Regions from separate parts of the Homo sapiens genome. Here region 1 is linked to region 2. A link is an interaction called in ENCODE POLR2A ChIA-PET data of the cell type or tissue named here. Cell type or tissue: OCI-LY7. All regions are shown on one strand. Links, peaks and the distances in the headings refer to the core of each region. The heading gives the core; the rest is flanking DNA. Region 1 overlaps SEPTIN11 (septin 11). Region 2 has its middle 9.8 kb from the start of CCNG2.

What was found. ChIA-PET counts read pairs that join two places held together with the same protein. Peaks named below come from ENCODE experiments on the same cell type or tissue, not always from the same donor. Only the 100,000 strongest peaks of a DNase experiment are listed, where the experiment ranks them.
Region 1: POLR2A ChIA-PET joins it to region 2 with 5 read pairs; 3 of 35 experiments call an interaction of 5 or more read pairs at or near these places.

Annotation. Positions count from the first base shown.
Region 1 is chr4:76,981,204-76,992,054 of GRCh38, forward strand. The region is part of intron 1 of SEPTIN11 (septin 11); the gene reads left to right. Among named protein-coding and RNA genes, the nearest start is that of SEPTIN11, 37 kb to the left of the region's middle. In OCI-LY7, for the core only: CTCF peaks have their summits at 3,168 and 3,368; no DNase peak of the experiment used is centred there.
Region 2 is chr4:77,142,004-77,152,854 of GRCh38, forward strand. It overlaps the pseudogene RNU6-1187P. Among named protein-coding and RNA genes, the nearest start is that of CCNG2, 9.8 kb to the right of the region's middle. RefSeq lists an enhancer at 10,591-10,640. In OCI-LY7, for the core only: a CTCF peak has its summit at 8,971 (motif pointing right); DNase peaks (open chromatin) are centred at 3,988 and 4,688; H3K4me3 peaks cover 752 bases; H3K27ac peaks cover 2,223 bases.

The DNA.
Region 1 (10,851 bases), core at 1,023-9,022, 160 kb before region 2:
CTGTGTTCTACTTGGGCCCTACTTGATTATTCAGACATATCAACATGATGATAATGATAAAGAAAATGGCTCTTTAAGAGACATTTTTAGTGGACAATGGAGGGGGTGGAGAGGACTGTGGGAACATTCTTGTGAGCTGCAGCATGTGAAAAGGTTTGTTTTGCATTAACTGATCAAGACAAGAAAGCCAGCATATAAAATCTTCTATCAATAGGAGAACTTTGAGAAAAGAGGAAAATTGTAATACAGCCTCTTGGGTCTGCTTTCCTAAGCACAACAGTATGTGTGAGAAAAACTCTAAACCAACTTTCTCTTACACCTAGGTGGATGCTTCTACAATGTGCAGTTAACTTTCTGTAAGGCAGAAAGTTGTCTCTGCTAGTGGGAGTATTTATTGATTTATTAGGGGTTATTTGGTCCTATTTTTTGAGAAGGAGAACAGAGTAAGGAAGGAGTAAGAAAGCTTTAGCTTGATTAGAATGGCTGAACTTGTAGCGGTAACAAATAGAGTCTGTTTATTAGCTTCTCTGCAAGATATGCATTTTTTTTTTTTTTCATGCTCTGCAGAAGTTTGCATCAAATAGCTTACCATTTGGATGGTTGCCCCAGCTGGTAATCTGGGTTAAAACCTTGACTGAGGCAATTCTATACTCATGATCCCTTGGTGTGCTGGTCTGGTGGGAAGATATGTTTGTAAGTACACTAGGGAGTGGGAAACAGAAAAGTCTTTCATGACGTGGCTGCTCAGTGATTGTTTCTAGATCTCTCCCCCAAGTGACACTCGAATACTTAGTAGCACATCCTGGGCATAATGCTCCCCATTTAAGGACTATTTCCAGTAAACTGAAAAAGAATCAGTTTTAAAGTCTTACATCCTCTACTCTTAGTTTTCCTAGTTCATTGATTTCCCTGCCCTTTGGGCCTCTTTCCTTTTCCTGCTGCCTTCCTTGATAGATTCTACCTCTTTCTTTCCATCCATCTCCATTCCCTTTCTGCAACTATTCAAATCTTTTTTTTTTTTTTGATTGAGATGGAGTCTTGCTGTTGCCCAGACTGGAGTGCAGTGGTGTGATCTTGGCTCATTGTAACCTCCGCCTCCTGGGTTGAAGCGATTCTCCCACCTCAGCCTCCTTAGTAGCTGGGATTACAGGCGGGTGCCACCATGCCTGGCTAATTTTTGTATTTTTAGTAGATACGGGGTTTCACCATGTTGGCCAGGCTGGTGTCAAACTCCTGGCCTCTAGTGATTGCCTGCCTCAGCCTCCCAAAGTGTTGGGATTACAGGCATAAGCCACCACCCCCGGCCCAGATCTTATTTCATCTTACCATAACCTAGGGCAAAACTGACCTGCTTTAAGAGAGTTTTACATTTTTGCTCTGGTCCACATTCATCTCCATTGTCTAACCCTGTAATCTTTGTAGTATATTTCATCATGAAACATTTCAAAATCATCTTCCATTTTACCTCAATAACTTATCTCCCTAATAAGACTCAAATTCCTTAAGAATCTTTTGTATTTCCTAGAATTCTTGTTACAAACACAACACCTAAACATTTGCAGTTTACTTTCATTTTTGGAAGGCTTCCTCCAAAGGCTAGCTAGTTTGTGGTTAGCTGCCCTTATCAGATTCAGTGTAAAAGGTTTGCCTTGGTAGCCTGAGAGGGATCTAGTTTACCATGCTTTTACTAATATCTATCTTTTTTCTCCTGGAGACAGTTGTGTGTTTTTTTTGTTGTTTTTTGTTTTTGTTTTTTTTTTAGCTGGGGAAATGCCAATATTCATTATTATATCTTATCCTAAAGTTACACAGGAGAAATAGGGATGTTGAAATAATGTATACTTTGGTAGGCAGAATCCGAAAATGGCCCCAAGATCCCAGCCCCCTGGTGTACACGCTCTGCATAATCCCCAGAACTTGTGAATATCACTCCCACAGGTAGGTTATGGCACAGCTGTCGTTTAGAAATGGAGATTGACCTGGGTGGACCTTACCTCATTAAGCAGTCCCTTAAAAGGGACCAGACTGTTCCTGAAGAAGGATATTTGACATGTGAGAGGGACACAGGGAGATTTTTCATTGCTGACTTTGAAGACAGAGGTGACCTCGTGGCTTGGAACCGTCAGTGACTTTTTGGAGCTGAGTGCAGCCTCTGACAGCGAGTAAGGAGAGAAGGCCCTCAGTCCTACAGCTGCAAGGAATTGAGTCTGCCCACATCTGGAATGAGCTTGGAAGAGGGTATTTCCCCAGAGCCTTGAGAGGACAACCTCCTTAGCTTGGCCCACACTTTGATTTCAGCCGTGTGATAACCCAGGCAGAAAGTCCAGCTACACCATGCCCAAAGTTGTGACCTATGAAACTGACTGCTAATAAATGGATGTTGTTTCAAGCCACTAAATTTGTGATAATTTGTTATATGGCAGTAGAAAACTAGCACATGCCCCACATTTATGTAAACAACCCCTATTCCATCCTGATATTGTTTTATCCAGGGTTGAGATTAAGACACAGTAGAACTCTTAGAGGCCAGGTGTGGTGGCTCATGCCCGTAATCCCAGCACTTTGGGAGGCCGAGGCAGGCAGATCACAAGGTCAGGAGTTCAAAACCAGCCTGGCCAACGTGGTGAAACCCCGTGTCTACTAAAAATACAAAAATTAGCTGGGCGTGGTGGCAGGTGCCTGTAATCCCAGCTACTCGGAAGCTGAGGCAGGAGAATTGCTTGAACCCTGGAGGCGGAGGTTGCATTGAGCCGAGATCGCGCTATTGCACTCCAGCCTAGGCGACAGAGCAAGACTCCATTTCAGGGAAAAAAAGAAAAGAAAAAAAGAACTCTTAGGAAGACTTGAGGATTTTGGCCATAATTGTTTAGTAATATTTGTAGAGCAAGACCAGATGTTAATTGGTATGTTTATTTCCTCAATATGTATCATGGTTTTGGTCATTTCTGGTATAATTCCTCAATTTTCAGGTGCTGGAAATGTGTCACTGGACTCAGATGTTCTAGGTCAGCCTGGATTAGGAACTGAACATGCCTTGGGAGGAGAAAGCAGCCAGGTTGTGACTAGGGGAAACAGCCCTGGTGCTTTTGTTCATGACTTGCTTGGAACTGGATTGGATTTTTTTTTTTTCTTCTCTCACAGAGACTGCCATCACATGGCCATTACTGTAACTGAAAATCCCCTGCCTTTTCAGAAAGGCACAGAAATATATGGTATCTTTCAGAAAGGAAGTGGCTAATTTATATCCGGTGATAGAAATGGTGGCATCGGGAAGGAAGCGTCCCATCCATATTTCATTATTTGCTGATGAATGCATTCAGTGAATAGAAATAGATGAACTGAGCCACAATATTTCTCAAACAGGAAATACTGAGGAATAGATGTGTGAATATGAGTAGCACAGGACATAAAAAGTTGAGGAAAAAACTTCCAACTGCTTTGAGCCTCTTAATTCTATTTGACCTCCTATTCGTCACTGTTTTGAAGATATTCCATAGGATAAAGACAGGGCAGGAGGGACAAAAATGACCCAAATAAACAACAGTGAGACAAGTGGGTGGTTTTATGCTCTGCAAGAGACGTGATATGTCTTAAATGGAACTGGGTTGTTTGGGACCCACTGGACAGCAAGAGGGTTTTGAAATGGTTTATGACCTCTTCCCCACTTCCCCGCTTGCTTTGCTCATTAGTGTTCCTAGGTGGCTGCTGGGTGACGGGCTTTTCATCATCTCTGATGTGGGCCAGTGCGAAAGAGCAGCTGCAACATCTGTTTCTAATTGGGTCGTGCCTTTATAAATACTTCTTGCCTATTTGTCACATTGCTTCCCTCCCACCCTGTCTTCCTTGGAGTACTGCAGAATCTGTAAGCGTCCCTGGAATGCACACGTGGACCTTGTCATTCCCAAACAGACTTTCTGCTGGTCAGCACTTTGTAATGTTCGGCTGTTACAGGCATTAGTCACTTGTGCTCAGAGAGAGACTGTGGTCTTTGGAAACTGAAGAAAATGTCTTTTTTGTTGTTGTTAATTCTTGGCATCCAGTTAGATTTAACTTCTCAAGAGTTTACACAGACTTTTAGAAAAACATTCTGTCTCTAAGAAAAAAGTGCTCTAGCTTTGTACAGTTTTTGGATTTTCACACTTGGTGGTTGTTTGCTGAAATGCTGTTTTGCTAGTGATTCCCCTCCTCCCCCTATCTGGGGTTGTAAGCAGCTCTGGGGCTCTGTTCACTTCGGATACCTGTTTCTGGGGACTGCTTTTCAACAGCGTTTTTCCTAAGGGCATATGAGAAATTTAATTTCTGATGGAATGAAGGTGAAACTCTAGTCCCAGGTAAACCTGGGTAGGCTGTAGAGACAGAAAGGGGGCTGCAGGTCTAGGTGGAAGAACGAGAACGAATGCAGCATGGTATTTCCAGGCCTTTTAGATTCGGCTTCATCCACAACCAATGTGAGTTCTTATCTGCAAAGCGGGCCTAAGTGTAATGGAGGGAAGGTGGGCCAGGCACCAGGGTCCTGGGTTCTCCCGCGCCTCACTCTGTCTCCACCTGGCCCATGCATAAAGAACACTAGTCAAGTAGCCATTGTACCTGTTTCCTTATCTGAAAATGAGAAGGTTGGAGAGTATGACTTCTGTTGAAACAACAAGGCGCTTACAAATTTTGGTGAAGTCGAATGAGGGCAGCGTTAAGAGAAATATCAAAGTTAGTCATTGGATTTCAGGGCTTAGGGATGGAAACCAGCTGGTAGTAGACTGGTTGTAGTTATGTCCAAAGGGCAGAGTGGGAAAAATTTGGCCGAAAAGAGTGTGGTGGGTGACCAGCAAATGTTAGAGGTATACATCAGGGCACAGAGGAGAAAAGCTAACATGATACTGATGACTTCAAGTCTTCACTGTCCAATTCAGAGGATAGGGGAGGGTTTAAGCTGATTAAACAGTGGGCTTTTTTTCTCCTGCAAGAGGGTGGAGGTCTATAACTGTGCAGATTTTATCAGATGCATGCTAATACATGTTATTCTGGGGGACTCTCTTATACCTTGAAGTAGACATTGCTGCTATTTGGCGTGAAAAAAATAGGAGGACTTATTTGAATTGAGAATGGGGATAGGCTGAGTTCCACCGAGATGTTGGCTTAGAGATGCCTGGGCCATGCTGTACAGTAGGAAGCCCAGCAGAGGAGATTGGGCTGTGTGGGTCATGACAAAGGGAGTTGTTAGCTTATGGTTGGCTATTAAAGTCATGGGCAAGGATGGGCAAGAAAAGTGTGTAAAATGAGCTGACAAAAGATAAATATGTTAATTAATTCTTTACAACAGCCCTGTGAGAGAATGTGTCTTAAAGCTGACAAAACTGAGGCAAAGTTAAATACCCTAGGTCACACAGCTAAACTATGAAAGAGGTGCTCTTGTCTTGACTTCACATGTTGGGCACCTTCCACTACACTTTTCCACTTTTCCGATTCCTCCTGTCACTTTCAACATGACTTGGTTCTACTATTAGAAAAATTAAGTTCTCCTATTTTACTCTGTTAACCTACCTATTAGCTACAATAAATATTGTGGGCTTACCTCCTCAAAAAAGATCTTTATTTAGTATTATTGTTATTGATGTTCCTGGATTTTAAAAATCTTATATATTTTCTATTATAAAACTACAGCTTTTTTTTCTTTTGTAATAATTCAAATGTTACAGAAACAAAACAATTAAAAGGTAACATTTCCCGAAAATCTTACCAGCCCCAAAGAAAACCCCCACACGGCATTAATTTTGTAAGGATCTGGAAAAGCAAAATGTGTTCCTCTACTGGGAGTCTTCTGGAGAAAGTTACTTGGAGATAGCACTTGGAATTGGGACAATTATTCAGTATTAATCAAGTGCTTTTTTGGTTATATGATATGTTTTCCAGAGTGGCTCCCTGGGTTTGGCATTCTGAGCTTATCTACCTGGCTTTGTGACCTAGGGGCTGGCTCCTGGATGCTCCTCCTTAGTCTCAGCTTCCAGCTGGGCCGCACTGAGAAGTTGTTCTTTCCTTGTATTACCATATGGTTTTTCTCTTAACAGTTCCTCACTGCCGCCTGGCGCTCTCTGTTCTGCTGCTTGTGTGAGACAATTTCCTTGGGGGTTTTCTTGGCTCTAGGCATGGGATTTCATGGTATAGATGACAAGCAGAGTAGCAAATGTTGTTCAAATCATCTTTAAAGAATGCAATTCTCATTGGTAATGAGATGGTCCAGACATTTTATATTATGAAAGTTACCCCAGCAATGCTTAGCTTTGAAAGCATCCCGATGCTGGCTTCATAGCTGTGGTTTGGGTCAAAACTTTGCATTCCAGTGTTTTCCCTTTTGCATGAGAACTAAGGGCGTTTCCCATCTTCCCATTAACCTTCTTTTTTTAAAAGAGAATGTGAAACCAATTCAATACTTTCTAGAATGCAGTCAGATAAGAGTGTGTATCTACAGAAATGATTAATCAGGGTACTTAAATAAAACTTACTTTGCGGACAGTTCGTGAGGCCAGAATTTCTCCAGATACTGGGAGGTGGCTGGTGGTCAGTCAAAGATTTTGTGTGCGAGACAGCATGTTCTTTTCTTTACCTCTCTTCAGCTCAGAGGCGTCTGTACTACTGAAATAGGACCTCAGAAAAAGACATGACCTAAGATGAAGGGGTATGTACTTCTTCTCTTTTCCAAGTGGGTATTCTGTAAGGAGAAAAGACAGAGCTCAAAGGAGTGTACTGTACATGTCTCCTCTGCCCTCTGCTGCCCCATGGTTTCATCTCAGCTCTCTTTAAAATTGGACATCTGTTCCCTTGAAACCTGAGTTCTGATATTTCTACCTTCTCCCATCAGGTACTGCTGCTCAGAAAGACTATTTGTTTTCATCTGAATATGTGAAACCTGCACATCAGCTGTACACAGGGGCCGCCTATTAAATTAATATTCAACAGTGCTTTGGACTAATACATATTTTTACATACTATAGGCTGGTGAATTCACTCAAAGAATGAGTAGTTAATCACATGAGTTATAAGGCTACACAGCATCCTGTCCTTTGGATAGCTTTATGGTTATGTATTTGTGACTATTTGATTGACATCTGTGTGCCCCATTACCCTGTACGCTCCATGAGTTGGGGAGGCTTTGTTTTTTCATCATGGTATCCTTAGCATTTAACACAGTGTTCTACCCACACTGGTACTCGATGAATATTTGCTGAATGAATGAAAGCATGAATAAAGATTTGCTTTTCTTTTTGAGAACAGATAACTAACTTATACAGAGAAGTCATTTCCTAGGTTTTTTGTTTGTTTTTTTATTTTGGAGATAAAGTATATCACTCTGTCACCCAGGCTGGAGTACAGTGGCACAATCCTGGCTCATTGCAGCCTCTAACTCCTGAGCTTAAGCAAGATCCTCCTGCGTCAGCCTCCCAAGTAGCTGGGATTATAGGCATGAGCCATTGCGCCCAGCCCTAGGTTTTGTTTTGAGGATATAAATCCACTTTTCAAAAATCTCGTGGATGACTGGAGATGTAGCCAAACAAAAAGAAATTGCTTTTAAGCAGGGCATTTGTAAACAGTGGGTACATAACTTTCTTAGCTAATTCATATGTATTGTAGTTAAGCAGAAATTAAAAGTTGAGGTGGAAAACACAGAGGTTATGCACACAGATTTCCATTTGGTTTGGAGTTTCCCAGCATAACTGATAGAAACTCCCTTTCATGGGTCAATTAAAACTTGAGCCATCTTGATCTGGCCAGAGCAAATATGCTTCCAGGAATTTTTCACCCTGTGTTGGCTTTCCTTAAGCAAAATGACGGAATTGGATTTATGCATCTCTAACATCCAGATTAAGAAGCCTTAGAATTAGAAAAAACAAAGAACCAGAGACTTTGTTTAGAGGTAATTTGATTAAATCTCCTCACTTTACAGAGGAGGAAACATAAGCCCGAGGATTAAGTGACTTGGATCAGTATACTTTATTTATCCATAATCTGAGGCGTTGAGAAAAATGTAATCACCATGTCTTGTTAATAAAAATCTCCAGCTCTCCACCTGAATACATAAATGTTATCTCTTAAATTTAAAAAAAAATAAATTTTAAAGAGAAAAATCTTTCTAAACTTAAATTGTAATACCTGATTTTAAAGGTAAAAATTAAATATTGCTTTCGAATGGAAACGTAATTTTAATTTGTTTGGATTAAACAATTCAAATATCACCTTGGTAACATGCTGTCTTGCTTCCGCCTGCTGATAAGGATCAGAGGCTACGGCCTATCTAACCACATCTACCGAAACACTTCATTTTTAAAAGTAAAGAAAAGGGATATCACTTCAGTTTAAGTATGGTGAATAAAATCCATCTGGGCACACCGAGCTTGTTAATTTCAGTAGACCCAGGGCTGGATTAAAATACAGTCATGTACTGCTTTACAAACTCTCAGTCAACAATGGACCGCATATACAACCGTGGTTCTGTAAGATTATAAAACTGCACTTTTACTGTACCATTTCTATGTTTAGATATACAAATATTTACCATTGTGTTACAGTTGCCTACAGCATTCAGTACAGTAATATTCTGTACAGGTTTATAGCCAAGGAGCAATAGGCTATCCCATATATCCTAAGTGTCTAGTAGGCTATACCATCTAGGTTTGTGTAAGTGTATCTGGAGTTTGTTCCTGCCGGTTGGTTTGTGGTCTTGCTGACTTCAAGAATGAAGCCGCAGACCTTCATGGTGAGTGTTGCAGCTCTTAAAGGTGGCACGGACCCAAAGAGTGCGCAGCGGCAAGATTTATTGTGAAGAGCAAAAGAACAAAGCTTCCACAGCGTGGAAGGGGACCTGAGCGGGTTGCCGCTGCTGGCTTGGGTGGCCAGCTTTTATTCCCTTATTTGTCCCTGCCATGTTCTGTTTCTGTTGTATCAGAGTGCCCTTTTTTCAATCCTCCCCGCGATTGGCTACTTTTAGACTCCTCCTGATTGGTGCGTTTTACAGAGTGCTGATTGGTGCATTTTACAATCCTTTTGCTACAGAGTACTGATTGGTGTGTTTTTACAGAGCACTGATTGGTGCATTTTATAATCCTCTTGCTAGCTACAGAGTGCTGATTGGTGTGTTTTACAATCCTCTTGTAAGAAAAGTTCTCCAAGTCTCCACTCGACCCAGGAAGGCCAGCTGGCTTCACGTCTCACAAGTACACTCTAGGATGGAGTCCCCAATCCCCAGGCTGCCAACTGAGACCAGTCCGTGGCCTGTCCGGAACTGGGCTGGCCAGCAGGAGGCGAGTGATGGGCTAGTCAGCATTACCGCCTGAGTTCTGCCTCCTTCAGATCAGCTTCAGGCATTAGATTATCATAGGAGCCTGAGCCCTGTTGTGAACTGTGCATGGGAGAGATCTAGGTTGTGCGTTCCTTATGAGAATCTAATGCTTAAAGATCTGAGGTAGAGCGGTTTCATCCCCAAACCAACCCTGTCCGTGGAAAAATGGTCTTCCACAAACTGGTCCCTGGTGCCACAACGGTTGGGGACCACTGCTCTAGAATGTTCACACAAGAACAAAATCACCTACTGGCATGTTTCTCAGAATGTTTCCTCATCACAAAGTGGTGCATGACTGCAGAAGCAAAAGTGATGGGGAATCCAGAATGCTTCCCAGCTGGGGAGGATGTGGATTCTGCTAACTGCTGATTCTGCAAACAGGAATGTGATTTTGTGGCTTTTCCTCCAGCTTTGTAAATGAGTTTTCTCTTTAGGAATGGATTTTCTTCAGGCTAGAATCATCATTCTCGTTTTTTATTTCTTTCTGTTCACTTTATTTTTATTGTGATTTTACCTTATTCATATGTCCGAGAGCCCTGCTGGTCAGCAGCTTCTCCTGGAATGCCTAGCAGCTGTAATAGAACTTCTGATTAATTTCAGATTTTTAAATGATAGTTGCCTCTTCCTCCCAACTACTGTAGGTAAAGGAAGTCCAAGTTTCAGAAGACCTGTTAAGTGCTAGGCACTCTCATCCATACCTCTTTATCTCCTCCCAACAACCCTGCCAAGGAGATATGTATGAGAGAGCCTAGCACCTCTTCCTGTTTTTACTGAGGGCAGAATAGAGACTAAAGCAAGTAGAAAGCAAAGCTGGGATTCAAACCCATGTCTGTCTGACTCTAAGCCTTTTGCTGCCCTTCTCTGGTGAAGCAAGATTTGGAATTGTGGAACATATTTTACAGCAGCGCTCAGAATGTAGGTGGTGGCACACATTCTTACATAATTTGTTTTATAATTATCTCAATAATGAAGTCAGCTGGGAATTTTCTGAAAAACTACCAGTTATACACTTCAGGTATACATTCATAAGAAAGTGACCTTTTGGGCATAGAAACATTTATCCAGAAGGGTTCTGCAAGCTGGGCTTTTGTTTCACTGATAGATTTGGGGAACTTTAGCTTTCCTAAAAGGTACCCCCTGAATTTCCCTAGACAAAAACTACTTCTCCTCCATGCCTTCCCGTAGTTGACGCCATGGTATTGATGACTTTTATCCTTCATAGTCCTACATTTACATCTGTCCTAGCTCTACTACTACATTGTAAAACCTCTTAAGGGTCGGAACTGCAGTGTTCTTCAATGAATTATAAAAATAACTTATTTTAGCTTTCTTAGTGCTTTGAGCAGTGGGTATTTTTGAATGAACAAATAAATAATTGTATCTAAGAGGATATGTTCTAAAAAGAGAAAAGTGAAATTGTCAAGTGAAAAACAAGTTTATTTTATACCATAAAGGTTAGTCATAATCCATTTCAAGATGGAGTGGGCTATAGAAATTACCTAATTACAAATCCTTACTAGGTAGAT
Region 2 (10,851 bases), core at 1,396-9,395:
ATATGAAAGAAAATGCAGTTTGTTCTGAAATAGAATTTCAGTACATATTTTAGAGTCATTAAAACCTAATGATCAAGTTCCTTCAGTTGCATTAACAAATAAACAGGTGTTTGATTCCCAGTACTTGTGCAACTGGTTGGGATAAGATCAGAAGTTACCATAGTTCAGTGGCTTCTGAGAACATACGGCACTCTACACTTATAAAGAAATAAAACAATAACTGCTTGGTTTACATTATTGTTGCTCAATATGCTACATACCATCATTCACCAAAAAAATTATACTTTTCAATTGAGTATCACCTGAGGTTTTCATTTTGTTTTGTTTCATTTTGTCTTAAATGGAATCACAGGAAGGTTAGCATAATTTGGAGCCAGAATTGCCCACACAGCTGTCAGGTTTCCTGGGCACATTGCAGATCTGAATTTGGGTCATAAACAGCTTGGGGATTTCTGACCTCAAGGGCTGTAGGGAATCAAATTAAGCCCGTGAGGGGTAGCACGCAGCTTTCCTCCATGGTGACCCACTTTGTTCACTTCTCAGAACAAAAAAGGAAAAGACGGCTGGGTGGCAACAGCCAAAGCCATCTGTTGTAGAAATGGGCACAGAGTTCAGATTTGCAAGGACAGGGCGATATAAAAACAAAAGCAAAGAGAAAGAAATAGGTCGTTACTGAAATGTCCTTGTAAGAAATAAACAGGCAATGTTAATTCTTATCCAAACGTTTTATGAATGTAGTATTCATCAGATTTTATTGATGCTGATCCTTGGGCTTGGCAACAACATTCTTGGTATGCAAAATTTGTTTATACAGTTTGTGTCCAGGTTGGTTCATCCAATTACCTAATAAGGACAAGGTTTAGTTTTCATATTGGCCAGTTAGCTCTGTACAGAGAAAAGCTCTGCTCCTTTGCTGTAGCTTGTACGCTATCCAATTCAGGTCTCTTCTAAGCACGGGTTATTGATCATGTGAATAGTTTGGAATAAACTGTTAAATTATTGGAAGAACAACTTAAAGCAATGTTTTCTTTCATATGGGTAAGAAGATAAGTGACAATAAGAAATACTAGTTACACTTACCAAGGCCTTATGTGTAAGGCCTTATGTGCCACAAACTATGTGGCACTTAAGCTCTCTGTCTATATATTGTCTCATTTAATCTTTATAAAACTGCCATTTTTCAGGTAAGGAAACGGGCTTTGAAAAACTAAGTAGCTTGCCATATAAGTCATATAGAGATAAAGTAGTAAAGCTGAAATTTGAACCCAAGATAATAATTTACATTTGCTTAGTATTTTATGGTTTACTAATTGTGTTTACATACATTCTTTCACTTAATCTTCCCAGACAGTCTTGTGAGATAGTCAGTAGTTATAATCTTATTTTTACGAATGCGGGAGAGGGGGCTTTCAGGGGTCACTCAGCTAGCAGATGTCAGGGCCAGTACAAAAAGCCAAGTGTGCTGATTCCAGGTTTCAAGATCTTTTAACTATTAGACAGCCGAGGTCTGGGATATGTGTATTTATTGTGAAGTTAAAGTCTGTATAGTACAAAATGAAATGTAGATTTCATAATTATCCAGATTATTCAGGCTTTACAGGGTCCAGACCCTTCATTTTTGTTTAATGAAATTAACAACATAACTGGAGAGGGGGAGTGGGTGGGAGGGGGTGAATAATGAGAAATTACTTTTTATGGGTACAATGTCTATTACTCAGGTGATGGATACCCCAAAAGCCCTGATTTCACCATTATACAATCTATGCATGTAACAAAATTACACTTGTATCCCATACATTTATACAAATTTAAAAAAAGACACACACACACAAAAACGTCATATTTTACCCACTCTAGAAGTTGTGTAGTTAACTGATTAAAATTACATGGAATGTATTTTCTTTTTTCTATTTTAATGTTATATTTTAGCTATATAATAAGTTCTTATTTAATGTCATTGATAGATTCTTGGAAACTTCAACTTTAAGGGAAATGATGTATAACAAAAAGAATTTTACCATAGGCTAATTGATATAAAAAAGAGTTAAGCTTCTACAGCATATTTCTTGTCACAAGAAATCACCAAACTTCTAAATAAAGATCTCAAACACTTCTAATATTAAACATTAAAATAAATGTGAGCTATTTAAAAAAAGAAATTAAGAATATAAATAAAATGTTACCAGTGAAACATATAGAATATTATAAACAAATTTTTCTAGAGATGGGGAGGTCTCACTATTTTGCCTAGGCTGGTCTTGAACTCCTGGCCCCAAGTGATCCTCCTGCCTCAGACTTCCAAAGGGCTGGGATTATGGGCATGAGTCATCACAACTGGCCAGATTATAGTATTTTTATACAATGGAATTATATGGCAATAAAATTTGCTATGGCTATAGGCAAACATGGATGAAGTTCAAACACAAAGTTGGAAAAAAAAGTCACAGAAAAATATACTCAGTGTGATTTCACTTATATAAATTTTTAAAAACTAAACAATACATTATTTAGGGATACAGATAATCTATTTTTAAAAGGAAGGGAATGATTAACTGAATATTTGGTACTAGGGTTACTTTCAGAGAGAGAGAGTAGGGGATGTGATCCAGGAAGAGCATCTAGAGCTTTCAGATTATATTCTATTGATTAACTTGGGTAGTGGATACACAATTACTTGTTTTATTGATGGTATTTATTTATTTATATTTTTAGAGAGAGGGTCCTGCTTTGTTGCCCAGGCCAGAGTGCAGTGGCTCGAACATAACTCACTACAGCCTTCAACTCCTGCCTCAGCCTCCTGAGTAGCTAGGACTACAGGTATGCACCACCATGCTCGGCAAATTGAAAGAAAGTTTTGTAGAGATGAGGTCTCTCTATGTTGTTCAGGCTGGTCTTGAACTCCTGGCCTCAAGTGAACCTCCCTCCTTGGCCTCCCAGAGAACTGGGATTACAGGTGTGAGCTACCATGCCCAGCCTTTATTGATGGTCTTTACATTGAATATATGTATACTCTCTTGTTTGTGTATTTTACAATACAATTAAATATATATATATCAGATATAAATATATATATTTATATATATATCTATCTATCAGAAAAGAGACCAGAAGAATGTACATTACTACAATAACATCAATTGTATTAGATTGTTTGGCTACAGGTGATTTTGTTTTTCTTTTTCCACATTTTCTGTAATGTGCTGTTATTACTTTCATGATTAAAATAAGTAACCCTGGCCAGGAGCAGTGGCTCATGCCTGGTAATCCTAGCACTTTGGGAAGCTGAGGCGGGGGCATCACGAGGTCAGGAGATTGAGACCATCCTGGCTAACATGGTGAAACCACGTCTCTACTAAAAATACAAAAAAATTAGCCAGGCATGGTGGTGGGTGCCTGTAGTCCCAGCTACTCGGGAGACTGAGGCAGGAGAATGGCATGAACCCGGGAGGTGGAGGTTGCAGTGAGCCGAGATTGCACCACTGCACTCCAGCCTGGGCGACAGAGCGAGACTCCATCTCAAAAAAGCAAAAAAGTATGAAAGATGTAGTTACTCTGAAGTAAAATAGACCACTCAAGGATTTATTATTCTATGTGGAATAATATGTGGAAAATAAATGTGGAAAAAGAAAAACAAAATCACCTGTAACCAAACAATGCAATACAACTAATGCTGTTGTGGTAATGTACATTCTTCTGGTCTCTACTCCGGAGGCTGAGGATAGAGAATCACTTGAACCTAGGAGGAGGAGGTTGCAGTGAGCTGAGATCGCACCATTGCACTCCAGCCTGGGCAACGAGAGCGAAGATCTGTTTCAAAAAAAAAAAAAAAAAGAAGAAGAAATAAAGTAAAATAAGTAACCCTTACAGGGAAATGGCAATAATCTCACTTAGCCTAAATAAGTCAAAAGTATAACTTGAAGTAGTTTTAGTTAGGATAATGGGTTTCACAAATATACCGGAAGCACCAGTGTCAAAAGGACATCCTGAAGGTGGAAGTTCTACCCACATGTACTCTTGAGTTGCTTAGATGCTGTTAATCTGTTCTTGTGCAGAGCTGCTCATTCTTAAAAATGTATGTAACATTCTGAGTTGAAAGGAGAAGACAGTCACACAGTGAAATCTCTCCCTCCTGAGATAACTATTCTCTCCCTGTTTTGCTGCTATCCTTTCTACACACTGCTATTGTTGCAAAACTTGCATAACAGTATTGTGATTTGTCAATTCTGTTCTCTCCCATTAGGCTCTGAGCTCTCTGAGGGTAGGGTTTAAACCATAGCCATTTTGCGTCTACTGTTTCCTCCACTGTGCCTGGAATAGATTAGCTGCCCAGACAACTTTTATTAAACTGAACAAAAGAAGCAATGAAGATTTTAAAATGCTGCATTTGTAAGACACATGGCTACAGAAACCTGAATATTCTTGGAAGCTAATCTTCACGCAGGATGAGTCAATATGTTTCTGTCCTGTTTAAATACAAGATCTCGAGATAGCATATTATTTATGTGCATCATAAAAACTTAACAAACATTGCACAACACAATAAGCACAATACATTGGTAACTTCTGGCACATTTCTAAAAAAGTTTATTTTCTATGTACTCTTTTTGTCCACCCCTTACCATCTCTACCTCCTAGAATCCAGCACAGGCTGTAAACCTCAAACCTGCTGTTTTAGCAGTGAGTTATCAGAGGGCCTTGACTTCCTCTTAGAATGATGGTATGCAGCTGAGCTAACAATAGTAGAGTCATCAGAGTATTTGCTGATTGCCATCTTCTGTTTTAAAGACTTTAAAAACACTTCCTTGTCATAAGGTAGAAAAGAACCCACATGTCTGCAAAATAGTCCTTATCAGGAGAAATAGGAACATAGCACAATTTCTTTCTGGCCCCTAAACATTTGCAAACTACTGACATGACACACTCACATGATGTCTCAAATCTTTAGACATCTCCCCCCAGGCAGAAAAGAAGGAGCCTCATTTTTCTTCCCCTGCTGGCTTTCCTGAGATTTGAGTGGTGGGACTGTGTTGAAACAACTGGCTGGCTTTTTTTAAGAAACATGTTAATTCAAAACTCTAGGGTAAGGGTAGCTGATCCTGGCAGGCCTGATCTGTCTGGACAGTTTCTTTTCAGATTAGTTTGACAGAGATAAGTCTAAGATTTCTCAAAAGCATATTTGCTTTCTATTGAAGAAAAACAAAAAACAAAGGAAACACACACACACACGCACACACGTATGCAGGTGACCAGTGATTAAATTTCATAATAAAACACCCAATCCAAATTGCCTGTGCTTAAACTAACCTAAACTACTGATGCAGCCATTTTGAGTGAACTTAGTAGGAAATACAGCCAAATAGGTCTTCTTCCTGGTATTCGAGAAGAAGGAAAATAAAACAATTCGGATATAGGCTTGATCTGTGTAACATAGTCACTAGGCTTGATCTATGTAACATAGTAACTATGTCACTGTAAAATAGTGGTTAAACTTGATCTATGTAACATAGTAACTATGTCACTGTAAAATAGTGGTTAAGAGTGTGGATGCTAGAGTCAGATTGTCTAGGTTTGAACACTGATTCCACCACTGTCTAGCTGTGGGATCAAGTTACATAAACTCCCTGGGACTCTATTTCTGGGTCTGTGTGATGGTACTTACCACTTGTGTGTGTTACAGGCATTAAAGTTATGTCAGGACATATAAATCACTGAATACGGTGCTTGACAACTTCATTATTGATTACTACATGTAGATTATTATAAAGCTAATGAAATTTAGCTTCAGGGGCCCTCATTTGCACACTCTCTCCAAGTTCTCAGGAGTGGCCCTAGCAGAGTGTTCATGTGTTGGTTAATTTTATGTCAACTTGACTGAACTAAGGGATGCCCAGGTAGCTGGCAAAACACATCTTGGGGTGTATCTGTGAAAGCATTTCCAGAAGAGAAGGGCATTTGGATCAGTAGACTAGTAAAGAAGACCACACTCACCAATGTGGGTGGGCATTATCCACTATGCTGAAGGCCTGAATAGAACAAAACGGCAGAGGAGAAGGGTGAATTTGCCCTTGCTGTTTGAGCTGGGACATTCATCTTCTCCTGCCTTGGATATCAGTGCTCCTGATTCTCAGGCCTTTGGACTTGGACTGGGACTTAACACTATTGGTTTCCGGGATTCTCAGGCCTTTGGGCCTTGTACTGGAACTACACCACCTGGTTTCATGGGCCTCCAGCTTGCAGACAGCAGATTGTGGGATTTCTCAGCCTCCATAATTGCATAAGCCAATCCCTCATTATAAATCTCCTTCTATATACAGTCATGCATTGCTTAATGATGAAGATAAGTTCTGAGAAATGCGTCATTAGGCAATTTTATTATTGTGTAAACTTCATAGAGTGTACTTACACAAATTTTGGTACTATAGCTTACTACACACCTAAGCTATATGGTATAACCTACTGTTCCTAGGCTACAAATCTTTGCGGCATGTTACTGTGCCAAATACTGTAGATAACTCTAACACAATGGTAAATAGTTGTGTATTTAAACATATCTAAACAGATAAAAGCTACAGTAAAAATACAATGTTATAATATTATGGAACCACTGTTGTATATGTGATGCGTTACTGATTGAAACATCATTTTGCTGTGCATGACTATATCTATATATATCCTATTGGCTTTGTTTCTCTGGAGAACCCTGACTGATACAGTTCACATATATATTTTTTTGAGTTTTGTGAAAGTAAGTGATTTTAATTACAATCAGTTAAGGCTGCTATCTTTCTCCATGTCAAATTTCACTGTATCATTTTCCCTTGAATTTAGAGGTGCTTGAGTGTCCACCAGCATTTTGGGGATCTAAGGGGAAGTTGAGTTGAAAACATATCATTTAACTAAAATTTAAAAACACATTTTGGATTGTTCCAATAAAACAATGAGGAATTATAAAAACCTAATTTGGATATAAAAGAAAGGTGCTCTGTTTTGTTATCTAAAAGTGCTTTTATTGAAGAACTAAGAGAAAATTTACATAAAAAGTTAATGGGATATGAAATAAAAGTGATAAAAATGCATGATGACATTGCTTCTTGTTCAGATACGAAGAAGCAAACTATGTATAACACTTTTTCCAGATCATTCTAAAACCAGTGCTTCCTTACAGGGAAAAGAGAAATTTTTAGAAGTAATGGATAAGTCTTGGATTGTTTGATACTCTATTAAGAGGAAGGAATCATAAAATCCTACAAAATATAGAAATTTCTTGCTGATTTGATACAAAATACTGACATTGACAAAGATGACATAAACCTCAAAATATGCTTCTGCAATGAAGAAACAGATGAGAAGCTAAATAATTAGTCTATCCGTTTTCACTGGTATCCTGGATTTTTTATAGCTTGTACGCAGAAAAAAACTTGGTAAAGATTTTCCCAAATCTAATATCAACCATAACATATACTATGGTATTAATAATGAATTATAAAACTGAAATAAACATTTTAAAACAGCAACAATTTTTTAAAAACAAAATTTGATTAGCCATATTAAAGGAAAAACTAAATTTAAAAAAAGTTCTCTTCAGAAAATTATATTAATATATTATTATCATATGAAGAGGTGATCAGAGAGTATACAGCCAAAAATATTGGTAAAAAGTTGTACAGCCATATGTCAGGCAGTTTATTAATAAAAAATATTATGGGATTTTCCAGATTTTTTATGTTTGTGAATGTAAAAGACTATTTTCCAGAGACAGTCATCACAGTATCTCCTATCCCACATGCTCTTGTTATAAGGTGATTGACACATCCCTCATTGAGAAGTGGAATCTACGTTCCCTGTCTTTGAACCTGAGTAGATGTGACTGTGGCTGAAAGGATGTTGTAGTTGACAGAATAAAGGTCCCTCAAAAATGTCCACATCCTATTCCTCACCAGCTGTGAATATGTTATGTAATATAGCAAGATGGAATTAAGGTTGCAAATCTGCTGACCTTTTTTTTCTTTTCTTTTCTTTTCTTTTCTTTTTTTTTGAGACAGGGTCTTTCTCTGTCACCCAGCCTAGAGTGCAGTGGTGTGAACATGGCTCACTGCAACCTTGACCTGGACTCAAGTGATACTCCCACCTCAGCCTCCCAAGCTGAGACTACAAGTGCATGCCACCATGCTTGGCTAATTTTTAAAATTTTTGTAGAGAAAACGTCTTGCCATGTTGCCCAGGCTGGTCTAGAAGCCCTGGGCTCAGGCAATCCTCCCATCTCGGCCTCCCAAAGTGCAGGGATTACAGACATGAGCCACCATGCCCAAACTTTTCTTTTTCTTAAAAATACGGAACACTTCATAAATTTGCCTGTCATCCTTGCATGGGGGCCATGCTAATCTTCTCTGTAACATTCCAATTTTAATATATGTGGCCAGGCGTGGTGGCTCACGCCTGTAATCTCAGTACTTTGGGAGGCTGAAGCGGGCAGATCACCTGAAGTCAGGAGTTCAAGACCAGCCTGGCCAAGAGGGCAAAACCCTGTCTCTGCCAAAAATACAAAAATTAGCTGGGCGTGGTGGTGCACACCTATAATCCCAGCTACTTGGGAGGCTGAGGCAGGAGAATCCCTTGAACCCAGGAGGCAGAGGTTGCAGTGAGCCGAGATCGTGCCACTGCACTCCAGCCTGGGTGACAGAGTAAGACTCCATCTCAAAACAAACAAACAAACAACAAACAACCCCCCCCACACACAAAAAAAACAACAAAAAAACAATTTTAATATATGTGATGCTGAAGCAAGCACCAGCTGACGTTGAGATGGTGAGACTATACTGGACTATTCAGGTGGGCCCAATGTAATCACTAAGGTCCTTATAGCTGGAAGTGGGAGGCAGAAGAGTCAGAGTCAAGAGAGATCTGGAGATGCCATGATGCCGGCTTTAAAGATGGAGGAAGAGCCACAAGCCAAGGAACGCAGGTGGCCTCTAGATGGTGGAAAAGGCAAGAAAATGAATACTCTCTAGAGCCTTCAGAAGGACTGCAGCCCTGCTGACACCTTGATTTTAGCCCAGTGAGACCCATTTTGAACTTCTGACCTCCAGAACTGTAATATGATAAACATTTGTTGTTTTAAATCCCTAAATTTGTGGTAATTTCCTAGACCATCAGTGTGAAATTAATATAGATGCTATCTGACTGCCAAGGCTGGTTTGTAAAAGGAGACACAGTGTTCACCTGATTTTCTTCAGGCCCTGCCACCATGCCATGAGGAAATGGAAAGACCACGTGGAGTGGTCACATATAAATGTTCCAGCCACCAGCCTCAGCAGAGGTCCCAGCCCACAGTCAGCAACAACTCCAGACACGTGAGTGGCAGCAAGATGATGCCAGCCGCAGTTACCATCTGATTACAACTTCATAAGAAACCCTGAGCAAGGGCTGCCCAGCTGAGTTCAAGCAACGCCCCAGACCTGTGGGTGATGATAATAAAATTATTGTTGTTTTGAGTCACTAAGTTTTGGGTGATTCATTGTACAGCAGTAGATAGCCGAAGCAGTCAGTATGTAACAACTGTTTAAAATTTACACTTTGTCTTGAATTGTCTCGTTTTAAATAAGTATTCACTTTCATATCTAATTTTGTATTTGTAAATTCTTTTTTTCCTAGAGAGAGCCCCTCCAAATAGTAAAGCTTCAAATGTACTACCTTAAATCTGGTTCTACTTCTGCATGTAGCCACAATTTCTTATTCAGAATGTGGTTGAAAACATAAAAATATACGTAATTAAACAGACCTGAGGATCTTTGATATAAAGCAGTCTTTCTTTTTTTCTGAGACGGAGTCTCGCTCTGTCACCAGGCTGGAGTGCAGTGGCGTGATCTTGGCTCACTGCAACCTCCACTTCCCAGGTTCAAGTGATTCTCCTGTCTCAGCCTCCCAAGTAGCTGGGACTACAGGTGTGTGCCACCACACCCAGCTAATTTTTGTATTTTTAGTAGAGACAGGGTTTCAACAGCAGTCTTTCTTTTTAAAGTTAAAAAAAAAATTTCATTTTGAAAACACTTTAAAATGTTAACAGAAGCAAATTTTAAGCTTATACCACTTATCCATATCACTTTAAACATCAATTGCCTTTTCATTTGAGATAAAAAAAGAGATCATGACTCTCACAGACAGTAAAACTTCTTTTGGAAATAAGATGATACATTCAACAGATGTATCCTAAGTTACTCTTTGCTGACAGTGTCAACTTCATATAGCACTGTGATGTCAAGGAAAGACAGGAAATCTCTGAGTTAGGTCATGGTTCTTGAAACAAACCATGAAAGAAAAATGTGTTACATAAAGAATCATGTACAATGTACCAGAATGTAGCCTGAGCCACTTAAAATATATTTTAAGATGATTTTGAGATGATTAGTTCTGATTTCAGGCATTGCCGAATTCTCAGTTCACTCTCCTTTGCCAGGCTTTTCACATTATGTCAAAGCTACTTCATTTATTTCAGTTGATTATTCGTGTAAAAGAGAGAGCACTGGATAACAAAGTACTGAGTCGGGCTTCAGAGTCAACCGAGCATTTAGTTCTCAAGTTCTCAGGTTGCAGAGATAGTTCCTACAAGGCTACTCTCTTGCAGGCTAGTAGAACTGGGAGGGACTAAAGTGGCTGGCTGGAAAAACTGGTCCTCTTGCTGTAGTCATTCAGATGGTGTCTACAGTGTGGATAATTTCCACAATTCCAAAGCCAACCCTACGTAGATAAACACTATGAATGTTTATGAATATGGCCAACCCTTGCATAAACACTCTTCCAAAAAAACAGGGCATGCTTCTAGCATTAACAACAAAAGCAACAAAATATATAGTA